2 separate regions of the Homo sapiens genome follow, and region 2 is linked to region 1. Evidence: chromatin contacts called from ENCODE Hi-C or POLR2A ChIA-PET data. All regions are on one chromosome and are shown on one strand. Each heading gives the region's core, a stretch centred on a gene start or an enhancer-like site at or near the end of the contact. The rest is flanking DNA. Distances are from core to core; before and after follow the strand shown.

What was found. Hi-C counts contacts between places; a loop is a spot of excess contacts on that map. ChIA-PET counts read pairs that join two places held with the same protein, here RNA polymerase II (POLR2A). Pooled maps may share reads with other maps.
Region 2: a loop to region 1 is called in a pooled map, with 4 times the contacts of the local background. The contact joins two enhancer-like sites. A Hi-C loop is called at or near these places in 1 of 168 maps with a recorded cell type or tissue (GM12878), 6 of 37 single-sample maps with no recorded cell type and 5 of 50 pooled maps. POLR2A ChIA-PET finds 5 or more read pairs at or near these places in 5 of 52 experiments (GM10248, MCF 10A, OCI-LY7 and 2 more).

Annotation. Positions count from the first base shown.
Region 1 is chr9:76,410,402-76,417,092 of GRCh38, forward strand. It overlaps a transcript of GCNT1 not described here. Among named protein-coding and RNA genes, the nearest start is that of RFK, 19 kb to the left of the region's middle. Within about 2 kb of position 4,935, at least 3 of the 41 ENCODE cell types and tissues checked have a DNase peak (open chromatin) inside an H3K27ac peak, as active enhancers do.
Region 2 is chr9:76,471,321-76,477,574 of GRCh38, forward strand. All of the region lies in intron 2 of GCNT1 (glucosaminyl (N-acetyl) transferase 1), which reads left to right. Among named protein-coding and RNA genes, the nearest start is that of GCNT1, 15 kb to the left of the region's middle. RefSeq lists enhancers at 644-913, 1,264-1,343. Within about 2 kb of position 1,756, at least 4 of the 41 ENCODE cell types and tissues checked have a DNase peak (open chromatin) inside an H3K27ac peak, as active enhancers do.

The DNA of each region.
Region 1 (6,691 bases), core at 3,685-6,184:
AGTCTGGGTGACAAGAACAAAACTCTCTTCAAAAACATTAATTAATTAATTAAAATAAAATTTGTTAAGGCTGGGTGCGGTGGCTCAGGCGTGTCATCCCAGCACTATGGGAGGCCAAGGCAGGCAGATTATTTCAGCCCAGGAGTTCAAGACTAGCCTGGGCAACATAGCAAGACCTTGTCTCTATTTTTAAATAATAAAAAAAGTTTAAAAAAATAAAAAACTAATAACATTTTTTAAGGTGTGTTTTAGGACCCAGAATGTTATCTATCTTGTTCCATTTGAGTCTGAGAAGAATGTGTATTCTGCTGTTGTTGGGTAAAGCAGTCTAGAAATGTCAATTATACCCCATTGATGGTGCTGTTGAGTTCTGTTAGAGAGATACTGTAGTCTCCAAGTATAACAGTGGATTCATCTGTTTCTCATTGTATTCCTATCAGTTTTTGCCCCACATATTTTACAACTTTGTTGTTAGGCACATATACACTATGGATTGTTATGTCTTCTTGAAAATTGAGCCCTTTATCCATTATATAATGCCATGCTTTATCCCTGATCATTTTCCTTACTCTGATGTCTGCTCTGTTAGAAATAAATATAGCTGCTCCCACTCCCTTTTGATTAGTGTTAGCATGGAATATCTTTCTCCATCCCTTTACTTTTAATCTATATATGTCTTTACATTTAATGTGGGTTTCTACATAGACAACATATAGTTGAGTCTTGTTTTTTAATCCACTCTGACAATCTCTGTATTTTAATTGGTATATTTAGACCATTGATATTAAAGTGATTATTGATATAAATGGATGAATATTTACAATATTTGTCACTCTTTTCTATTCATTGTCTTTATTCCTTGTTCCTGTTTTTGACTTCCACTTTTTCCCTGCCATTTTGGGGGTTTTTTTTGTTTGTTTTTGAAATTTTTTATTATTATTTTTTGAGACAGGGTCACACTCTGTTGCCCAGGCTGGAGTGCAGTGGCATGATCATGGCTCACTGCAGCCTTAACCTCCTGAGCTCAAGTGATCCTCCTGCCTCAGCCTTCCACATAGCTGAAACTACACATGTATGCCACCATGCCTGGCTAATTTTTGTATTTTTTGTAGAGATAGTATCTCACTATGTTGCCCAGGCTGGTCTTGAAATCCTGGGCTCAAGCCATCCACCTGCCTCAGCCTCCCAAAGTGCTGGGATTATAAGTGTGACCCAATGCACTCAGCCCATTTGTGATTTTACTTGAGCATTTTATATGATTTCATTTTCTCTCCTTTTTTAACACATCAATTATACTTTTTTTTTTTTTTTTTTTTTTTTAACAGAGTCTTGCTCTGTGGCCCAGGCTGGAGTGCAGTGGCATGATCTTGGCTCACTGCAACCTCCACCTCCCGGGTTAAAGCGATTCTCCTACCTCAGCTTCCTGAGTAGCTGGGACTACAGGCATATGCCTCCACACCCAGCTAATTTTTGTATTTTTAGTAGAGACAAGGTTTCACCATGTTGGCCAGGCTGTTCTCAAACTCCTGGCCTCCAGTGATCTGCCCGCTTTGACCTCCCAAAGTGCTGGGATTACAGGCATGAGCCACCATGCCTGGCCAATTATGCTTCTTTTAAAAAATAATTTTTTGGTTGCTATACAGTTTGCAATATACATTTACAACTAACTGAAGTCCACTTTCAATTAACACTATACTGCTTTATAGGTAGTGCAAGTACTTTATAATAACAAAATATTTTTAAGTCTTCCCTCCTGTCTCTGGTATTATTGTGTAGTGCATTTCACTTAATGAATGCTTATATTTTCTTAGTGAGCAGAAGCATACATAAGCATAAGTGTATGTATATACACCCAATCAAATACATTTTGCCATTATTATTTGAAACAAAATGTTATGTTAGACCAATTAAAAATTTTTTAAGTTTTTATTTACCTTAACTTATTCTTCTCTGATACTCTATCTTTCCCTATGTAGATCCACATTTCTGACCTACATTATTTTTCTTCTATGTGAAGAATTTCCTTAATATTTCTTACAAGGCAGATCTACTAGCAACAAATTTCCTTAGTGTTTGTTGGTCTCAGAAAGTCTTTATTTCTACTTCACTTTTGAAGAAGAATTTCACAGGATACACAATTCTAGTTGGGAGTTTTTTTCTCTCACCACTTTAAATATTTCACTTCACTCTCTTTGTAGTGATTTCTTACAATTTTATGTTGCCTCAGCATCCATTTTGAACACAGGTTTAATTTTCTCATATTGGAAACAGGGCTTAGTCACCCTTGACACAGCTTCTGGTTCTCTACTTCATCCCAGTTCCTCAGTGGGGTTGATCCAGATATCTGCTTTATACGACTGCTTCCTGGTGACCACCTCCCTATCAGACAGCTAGATACAACCTACTTGACTCACCTTGCTGAACCCCCTACTGCACTGATTGTGCAGATATGCCACAGTGACCACTTCTCAGTCACAGCATGATTTCATGTACTTGTATCTACTTCCTCTAAACCCACTAATTAGAACTTCCCAAGGGAAACCTGCCTGGATAATGCCCTAGACCCCAATAAAGTCTTCAGCCCATGGGTTCCTCATTCTCTCTCTTGCTCCTTGCCTGCTGATTGAGTGTACACGTCCCAAATAGCTCCCTACTTCCTGTTGGCCCCATGGGGCATGCTGCTGTCTTCTCTCTGGGATCTGAAAGTAATATACTGCTTGTGTTATTTCATGTTTTGTTTGAATTACTTTCTTTGTGTCTCAGCTGAATGACACATCTAAACCTAACTTCTTTCCTGGCCAGGGCTTTTCTGAAGAATGGCTATCTTGGTAGAAATAAACTGGACACAGGTCAGACAAGAGCCATAAGGATATCTGTCACTATAAACAAGTTTCCTGTGAGTGGGACACCTGGTCACAGGTCAGACACTTAGACATCCAGCTGTTTGTCAGGCTAAAGAAGTATCTCATGAAAGAAACATTGTAAATATTCACAACCAAATCTCCTGGAGCCATGTGAGAGAGGACAGGAGTTTACTGCCATTCTCCAGAAAGAGACCTTAAGATGAAATTACAGAAAAATAGAACACTCTTCTTGCTTGTGTGGTTTCTGAAGAGAAGTTGGTTGTAAATTTTATGTTTCTCCTCTATAGGTAAAGTGTTTTTTCCTGTGGCTTCTTTCAAGATATTTCTTTGTCTTTGATTTTTGGCAGTTTGCATATGATATGCCTAGGGTTTTTTTTGTTTTGTTTTGTTTTTTTTTTTTTTGTTTTTTTTTTTTTTTTGGCATTTATCCTGCTGGATGTACTCTGAGCTTCCAGCATATGTAGTTTGATGTCTGACATTAATTTGTGGAAAGTCTCAGTCTTTATTGCTTAAAATATTTTTTCTATACTTTTCTGTCTTTCTTCTCCTTCTGGAATTCCCATAACATGTATGCTACACCTTTTGTACTTGTCTCACAGTTCTTGGATATTCTGGGTTTTTTTGTCCAGTCTTTTTTGTTTCTCTTTGCTTTTCAGTTTTGGAAGGTTCTATTGACACATTCTCAAGATCAGTGATTTTTTCCTCAGCCATGTGCAATCTACTAATAAGCCCATCAAAGGCATTCTTCAGTTCTGTTACAATGTTTTTGATTTCTAATATTTGTCTTTGATTCTTACTTAGAATTTCCATCTTTCTGCTTATATTGACCATCTGTTCTTGAATTCTGCCTACTTTCTCAATTAGAGCCTTTACTATGTTAATCATAGTTGTTTTAAATTCACAATCTGGTAATATCAACATCACTGCCATATCTAGTCTGATTCTGATGCATCCTCAGTCTCTTCAAATTCTGTTTTGCCTTTTAGTGTGCCTTGTCATTTTTTGCTGAATGACACCTTTCAACAAAACAACAAAAAGTACACCTTTAGCGATGTGCTGGTAAGATTTGAGGGGAGGAGAAGCATTCTATGGTCCTATCGTTACCAGAAAGCAGTCCCAGTCCAGACCCCAAGAGAGGGTTCTTAGATGTCATGCAAGAAATAATTCAGGGTGGTCCACAGAGTAAAGTAAAAAGCAAGTTTATAGAGAAGTAATGAAACAAAAGAATGGCTATTCCATAGGCAGAGCAACCAGGGGGCTGCTGGTTGACTATTTTTATGGTTATTTCTTGATTAGATGATAAACAAGGGGTAGATTATTCATGAGTTTTCCAGAAAAAGGATGAAGAGTTTCAGAAACTGAGGGTCCCTCGCCTTTTTAGAACATGTAGGGTGATTTCCAGAAGTTGCCATGGCATTTGTAAACTGTCATGGTGCTAGTGGGAGTGTCTTTTAGCATGCTAATGCATTATAACGAACATATAATGAGAAGTGAGGACAACCAGAGGTCACTTTCATCTCCATCTTGGTTTCGGTGAGTTTTGGCTGGCTTCTTTACCACATCCTGTTTCATCAGTAGGGTCTTTACAACCTCTGACGTGTGATACCAGTCCTGTTCACCTCCAGTCTTATCCTGTGAATAAGAATGCCTAACCTCCTGGGATGGCAGCCAAGCAGGTCTGGGCTTTATTTTACGTAGCTCCTATTCAAGATGGAGTTGCTCTCCTTTAAATGCCTCTGGCACTATAATTAGGTCTTAGGCATTTAGTAAGCCTTTATGTGCCCTTTAGCTGTGAACTTTTTTTTTTCCTTGAGACAGAGTCTCATTCTGTTGCCCAGGCTGGAGTGCAGTGACACGATCATGTCTTACTGTACCTTGATTTCCTAGGCTCAGGTGATACTTCCACCTCAGCCTCCTGTGTAGCTGGGGCTACAGGCACGCACCACATACCTGGCTAATTTTTGTATTTCTTGTGGAGACAGAGTTTCACCATGTTGCTCAGGCTGGTCTTGAATTCCTGGGCTCAAGCAATCCACTTGTCTCAGTCTTGGTAAGTATTGGGATTACAGGCATGAGTCACCACACCTGACCTTGACGGTGAACTTCACATACTGTCTCTGCCCCTTGGATTTTTCCCCCCACCTTAGGTGGGACAGGATGGCTAGTGGAAGCTGGAATTAAGTCTCACATATTTGTCAGAGTCCTATGCATACATATGTAATTAAGATGATTTTTCTCTTGTTAATTTATCATCTGTCAATTTAATTCATGGCCTAGCCAAAGAACCTAGAAGGGTAGAGGGAAGCCATTTCCCCTCCCATGAAAAGCAAGAGTAGAGCAGTGTGTACAGTTTTCTATTTACATAACCAGATATAAAATGGGATTCTATCTTTGTTTTAACAAAGCATCAATAAAATAATTATTCAATGCCAAAGCACATGTGAAACAGATCTTCCACATGTAGAATTCACAAAGAAAGTTATTGACAACTAATTACACAATGCTTGGGCCCCCTCTATCCCCAGAAAACACAAGAAAAACCCAAAACCCTGAGACTTCCTGTTTGTCTTTCCATTGTGATTTTGTATGGTGTGCCCACAAATCATTATTCAATGTTTTTTTGTTCCACTGCCAAGATTGCTCTCATGCTTCCTGGTAATCACAGGGGCTGAAGCAGCAGCCAACTATTATTGATATGGACAGGAGGCAGGGAAATACTGAATAGAAGAGGGCAGTTCCCTGGCAAAGGCCCTACCCACAAGCCTGGGCCCACAGCCCTAAATGAGAACTTCACATCCCTGTTTTCCCACTCCAATGTTGCTTTTTCCAAAACTGCCCTGGCCCATCATACCCCCCATCCCATACCCATAAAAACCTCAAATTCCACTTACAGACAAGCAGAGTGTCATGGCAGAGAAGGAAAGAAGAGAAGAAGCATCTGACTGTCGAGATGAGTTTGGCCAGGGACGGCTGAACTCCAGGGGGAAGATTATCTTCCCACTCCATCCCCTTTCCAGCTGCCCATCCCACTAAGAGCCACCTCCTTCACTCAGTAAAACCTCTGCATTCACCATCCTTCAAGTCCATGTGACCTGATTCTTCCTGGATGCCAGACAAGGACCAGGATACCAAGAGGGCAGAGAGTAAAATGCTGTCGTGCTGACTCTCCTCTGAGCCAGTTAACACTTAGCCATCCATGAATGGCAACTGCTAAAAGAGCATTAATTGTAACACACCCCTAGATGCTGCCATAGGGCCAGAGCCCAGAAGTGCTTGCCCCAGCCTTGGCACCTGCTTGCCTGCACGCTCCCCCTCCTGCAAGGGGTTTGAGTGGGGGGCTGAGTAAGCGAACCACACCCCTGTTGCAAGTCCCACGAAGGGATCCAGGGAACTCTCCAGTCTCACTACGTATTTAACTAACACTATGGCATAAATTCTTCTTTTAATTTTAAGTTTTGAATAAGATGAAAAAGCTTTTTTGTGATACTTAGGAATTAAGAAGATATGATCTGGCTGGGTGCAGTGGCTCACGCCTGTCATCCCAGCGCTTTGAGAGGCTGAGGCGGGTGGATCACTTGAAGTCAGGAGTTCAAGACCAGCCTGGCCATCATGGTGAAACCCTGTCTCTACTAAAAATACAAAAAATTAGCTGGGTGTGGTGGTGGGCACCTGTAATCTCAGCTACTTGGGAGGCTAAGGCAGGAGAATCATTTGAACCTGGGAGATGGAGGTTGCAGTGAGCCAAGATTGTGCCACACTCCAGCCTGGGTGACAGAGCCAGACTCTGTCTCAGAAAAAAAGAAGATATGATAAAAAATGTGTCACTT
Region 2 (6,254 bases), core at 506-3,005, 58 kb after region 1:
CTGCCACACTTGTCTGTCTTTATGCCTTTGTTTCTTGTAATTTATGGGACCACAGACTCCACCCCTATACTGAAGACCTAGTAATTGCTCCCAGAATTGCTCCCAGGAATGTGCTCCTGCCTGGGGCGCTTGACTTCCACAAACCCCAGGGTATAGATAAAAACCCGTGCATGTATGTCTCACTGCTATGCAGAAGTGTTTTTCAAGTCAGAAATAGACAGCCCACCAATTTTGTTGTTGATTACTTGTGGCAGAAAACTTATGAGTTCCCTGAAAATAAGAGGCATGGCTATAAAAATACAGGATTTAAAAAAACATGTATAAGTGGAAATTAGTACCTTTAACATAAGTGTTTTCCAAAGACATTTCTGACCATTTTGAGGCATGTCCTCTGTGCTGTATTCTCCTATTAGGAAAGACACCAGTTTTTGATGGTAGATGTGATTTTGCAGCATGTCAGAAGTTAGCATTATGAGGTAGATTGGTCATGCTCAGTAATATTATTTTGGGTCAAAATAAGATGTAAATTTTTTTTTCTTTTGAGACCAGTCTCGCTTTGTTGCCCAGGCTGGAGTGCAGTGGCATGATCACAGCTCACTGCTGCTTCTCCCCAGTCAGCTCAACTGGTTCTCCCACATCAGCCTCCCGTAAATATTTTTTAAAAATGGACTAGGGGCTGGGCATGGTGGCTCAGCCTGTAATGCCAGCACTTTGGCAGGCTAAGGCTGGCAGATCACTTGAGGTCAGGAGTTCGAGACCAGCCTGGCCAACATGATGAAACCTCGTCCCTGCTAAAAATTAAAAAAAATAGCCAGGTGTGGTGGCGTTCGCCTGTAATCCCAGCTACTCAGGAGGCTGAGGTGGGAGAATCACTTGAACCCGAACCCGGGAGGCGGAGGATGCAGTGAGTCAAGATCGCACCTCTGTACTTCAGCCTGGGCAACAGAGCGAGACTTTGTCTCAAAGAAAAAAAGGAAATGAGAAAAGAGAATGTGTGACTGACACCACAAAGAAATGTCAGATGTCTCTTTTGGGGTTCTGTGGGTGGCCCTCCCTCCCAAAAAAGTAGAATTGAGTGAAGGGAATGCAGTAGAGCGTGAAAGAACACATACCCACAAGGGTGAAGCTGCAGGCTCTGGTTAAAGGCAGCTTTCCACTAGATCTTGACCCTTATGCCCCAGGGCCTCAGCTTTTTCTTGAGTTACAGAGGAGGGTGCAACTTGGGGCTAGATGGACTTTTTTGTTATGGACTTGCCATATGCTCTTCTTGTAAGTTTTCTTTGTCATGTAAGTTTGAGAAATGCTGAATACCATGTCTCTGTCTTTAAATATTTACAGTAGACCTGACTGTCTTAAGGGCTAAGAAATAAGGAGCCAAACCAGCAACAGAGAATCTTGTCTTTCTTTTCTTTTCTTTTCTTTTCTTTTCTTTTTTTTTTTTTTTTTGAGATGGAGTCTCGCTCTGTCACCCAGGCTGGAGTGCAATGGCGTGATCTCAGCTCACTGCAACTTCTGCCTCCCAGATTCAAGTAATTCCCCTGCCTCATATTCCGGAGTAGCTGGGATTACAGGCGCCTGCCACCATGGCTGGCTAATTTTTGTATTTTTAGAAGAGACGGGGTTTCACCACGTTGGCCGGGGTGGTCTAGAATTCCTGACCTCAGATGATTTGCCCACCTCGGCCTCCTAAAGTGCTGGGATTACAGGTGTGAGCCACTGTGCCCTGCGACACTTGTCTGTCTTTACGTCTTTGTTTCTTGTAATTTATGGGACCACAGACTCCACCCCTAGCCTGAAGACCTAGTAATTGCTCCCAGAGCTGCTGTTTCCAGCAACACTAGATGCTTCCTGAAGTTTCTTTCAGCTCTACAATGGATGCATTGTTCTAAAAATAGTTTCTAACTATATTGACCAAGCCTATAATTTCCTCCAGAAACCTCAGCATATAACCTCTGAGTGAATTCCTGGAGAGCAGGGAGCATGTATTATTTATGTTTGTATTTTTCTCCCCAGAGCCTAGGAATCTATTTTGTATAATAGATTCTCAGTATAGAATTGAGTATATTGAAGTATTTGTTAGTAAACTGGAAATATGGATTTTCATTTTTGAAGTCTGAAAAAGTTACCCTTAGACATGAGCTCAGATTTGAACAAAAGTCAAAAAAGGGAAAATAATGAATAATAATACATTGCCAATATTAAGGGCTCATTATTTGTCAAATACAGTATAAACATGTTACAAGTTAGCTCACTTACTCTTTATAAAAACTCTAAGGTATATATGATAATTTCCCCAATGAAATTGTTTAAAGTTAATTAGTTTTTTAAAAAAACAACAAAAACGCTGAAGCTAGGAGAGGCTAAGAATTTGCTGAAGTTTGGGTTGGGGAATGATGACTCCCAGGTCTCCTGCTGGGGCAGTCCGGTTGGAGAGCTGAAATCATTGCCACTGTACTCTTCTGTGTCTCAGATGTAAACAAACCCAAGAGAAAATATTCAGGACTGGGCACAGTGGCTCACACCTATCATCCCAGCACTTTAGGAGGCCTAGGTGGATCACTTGAGCCCAGGAGTTCAAGACCAGCCTGGGCAACAGTGCAAGACCTTGCCTCTACAAAAAATATAAAAATTAGCCAGGCATGGTGGCATGTGCCTGTACTCCCAGCTACCCAGGAGGCTGAGGTAGAAGGATCGCTTTGAACCTGGGAAGTCGAGGCTGTAGTAAGCTTTGGTTACGCCACTGCACTCTAGCTTGGGTAACAGAGCGATACCCTGTCTCAGAAAAAGAAAGAAAAGAAAAGATTCAGCCACTAGTAATCAAAGAAATCACAAAGTGAAACCTTGATGATGTACCATTTTACAGTTGCAATATCGGCAAAAATAATTATACAGTATATTCATATACAGTCATTTAACATTATATATAATTAAAATGTATAGTAAATGTAGAGAAAATGGTATCCAGATGTTACTGGGGACAGTATAAGTATCGTTTATTTGGAAGGCAGACAAGAGGCACAGAAACTTACAAGTAGTGACCTAAAATCCTTATTCCTGGGAATTCCAAGGAAGTCCTTTAAAAGCAAAGCAAAAACAAAGCTATGAATATACAAAGCTATTCATAGTTCATATTTATAACAGTATAATTTGGAAATACCCTTAATATCCAACCATAAGATAAACTAATTGTGACAAAAACAAATGATATTTTGATAGCCAATAAATCAAAAAAGAATAGAAAATGAAATCCCTGCTGCTATTACATCTGAGCAAAAATATAAGTGTATTGTGCAATGTTACGTACCAGAAGAGAACATGGAACGTGAACGCAGAGGATGTGTAAGTGAAGTTAGATTGTCAATGGATTTTTGTTTTTGGGAAATTATATGCTTTGCAAATATATTTAATTGGAGCTTATTTTGGAGAACTGTCACCATTTTATCCCAGTTGGCAATTTTTAAAGAAAATTACTGAAGTGAACATAAAAAATGGAAACATTTCAGAAGTGTTTGAATAAACATCCCCTCTCCAAAAAAGAAGATCCTCACTGAATAGTTTTGGGTGTGTGCTTCTCAGTTTTTCCAGTGCATGTTTATAATATATTTATCTGGAGGCTGGTTTTTTTGTTTGTTTTGAGACGGAGTCTCGCTCCGTTGCCCAGGCTGGAGTGCAGTGGCACGATCTCGGTTCAAGCGATTCTCCTGCCTCAGCCTCTTGAGTAGCTGGGATTACAGGTGCCCGCCACCACGCCCGGCTTTCTCTGAACATACTGAGGTGCAGCTCATCTTTGAATACCACATCATCTCACATACCTCTTTTCATGTCATTACAATGAGAATTACTTCATTCTTGGCTTTAGTGCTAATTTCAAATTCAATAACTGTACCAAAATATAATTTAGATGATGTGGAAATGGAGAATAAAGATTGCCGCTCAGGTTTATGAAGCTGTTTAAAGGGCACATTCACAGCTTAGATCACAAATCAGTCCCTGAGGGTTGAAGAGGTTGCTCTGATGTGTCTTAACACTGAAGCCTCCAAAAAGAGAATCTGTAACATTCATATTCGCAGGAAGATTTGGGGGATTCCAGAGCTCCTCTCTGGAAAAGACTATGAGCTATAAGGCACACTTAACACAAAGCATCCAAGATGCTGCCCTACATTTTTTGGGAGAAAGGAAGTGGATTTTGTAATATTTGGACATTTGATGTTTTTTATTTTTATTTTTTGAGTTCATGCTAATTGAATAGACCCACGGAGTAGTGTGGGAGACAAGCCTGAGACTTGACCGAGGCCACTAAGGGCTCTCCAAAGCACCCACATGGATAGCTTCACGGAGACAGAGTGATGTGGGATTCAGTGCTGAAGTGAGAGACGACGATAATTCCTGTTTATTGAGCATGTGCTGTGTGTACCAGTCACTGTGCTTGGCACTTTACAGATTACTTAAACATCACTGAACAAATGAGAGGAGTCATTACCATATCTCCATTTTTCAGATGAGGAAACTAAGGCTCAGAGAGGTTAAGCAACTTGCGGAAACCATGCATTTAGGAAGTAACTAACATAGGCTATGTCTTCACTTCTGTTTGACTTCACACTTCTGTTTTGCTCCGTGGCCTCCAACAGTGAATGATGTTGATTTCAAAGAGGGGCAATCATTGTGGTTTGGGAAAGGACCAGAGGAAGGAGTTGAGCTGGATTTTGAACATGTAGAGGAAATTGGGGAGACAGTGCTTTTTATTTTTGCTAATGGTTAGCCTTTTGCCATCTGGAATAAGGATACTTAATCTGACAGTCACATTTAGCAAACTGAAAATCCAGATTTGAGGGCTATCTCTAAAAACAAGGAATCTAGAATTTGGGAACTAGCATTTCTAAGACCAAGCCATTTAGGAGGCTCAAGTACTTAAAATTGGGACCGTTCAGAAAACCCAAGACGTGTGGCCCATGTGACACACAGGATGGGTGACCTCAGGGCCAAAAACCCAGGGCCACCTAATCTTTAAGAGGGGACAAAATGAACTTTAATTTTCCAATCCAAAATTTTGTTTCCATAAAACCGTGGTGTTCTATTTGGTATTATAAACTGCCTACTTTTAGATTTGAAAAAAAAAAAGAGAAAAAGAAAAAAGTCCATTACTCTTCAGTGTGGAATTTCAAAGTAGACAATGAGATCTTTTATTCTCATTTTTGGCCTGCAATGATAATGAGGTTGAAGATTGCTATTTAAAAAAAAAAACACTGTTTGTTTTCTGTATGTATATATAAACAGATATTTCTGCTCAAGCCCATCAAAGTCAGCCTCTGCAAATGAAGTCTCCTGCCTGAGAGGACAGGTTTTTTCCATGTAAAACTGTGTTTCGCTGTTACTTATACTTTAAGCAAATTGGGGTAACAGTAAATGTGCACAGGCAGTCGGAAACACACTGGCCTTTTGGAGAAACTTGGACAACCTTTGTTCTTTTATCTCTAAACTTTCATGACACTAAACTCAAAAAGGTTATTTTTCAGACAACCTGCGGTCATACCTACTTATATTTCCCTTATTCTAATATATTGTTCTTCACTGTCTTCTCTTAAATTAATTTTATTTATTTATTTATTTGTTTAGACAGAGTCTTACTCTGTCACCAGGCTGGAGTGTAGTGGTGCAATCTTGGCTCACGTTTGAAACCTCTGCCTCCCAGGCTCAAGCGAGTCTCGTGCCTCAGCGTCCCGAGTAGCTGAGATTGCAGGTGTGCACCACCACGCCTGGCTAATTTTTGTATTTTTAGTACAGACGGGGTTTCACCATGTTGGCCGGGCTGGTCTCGAAATCCTTGCCTCATGTGATCTGCCTGCCTTGGCCTTCCAAAGTGCTGGGATTACAGGCACGAGCCACTGCGCCCAGCCTCTTAAATTAATTTTTAAAAGCCTCTTCTGGGGCCTGGAGTGGTGGCTCACGCCTGTAATCCCAGCACTTTGGGAGGCCGAGGCGGGTGGATCACGAGGTCAGGAGTTTGAGACCAGCCTTGCCAACATGGTGAAACCCCGTCTCTATTAAAAATACAAAAATTAGCTAGGCATGGTGGTGCGTGCCTGTAGTCCCAGCTACTCAGGAGGCTGAGGCAGGAGAATTGCTTGAACCTGGGAGGCAGAGGTTGCAGTGAGCCTAGATCATGCCACTGCACTCTAGCCTGGGCGACAGAGTGAGACTCTGTCTCCAAAAAAAAAAAGCCTCTTCCATGTAACATTCTTCATCTCATTCACTTA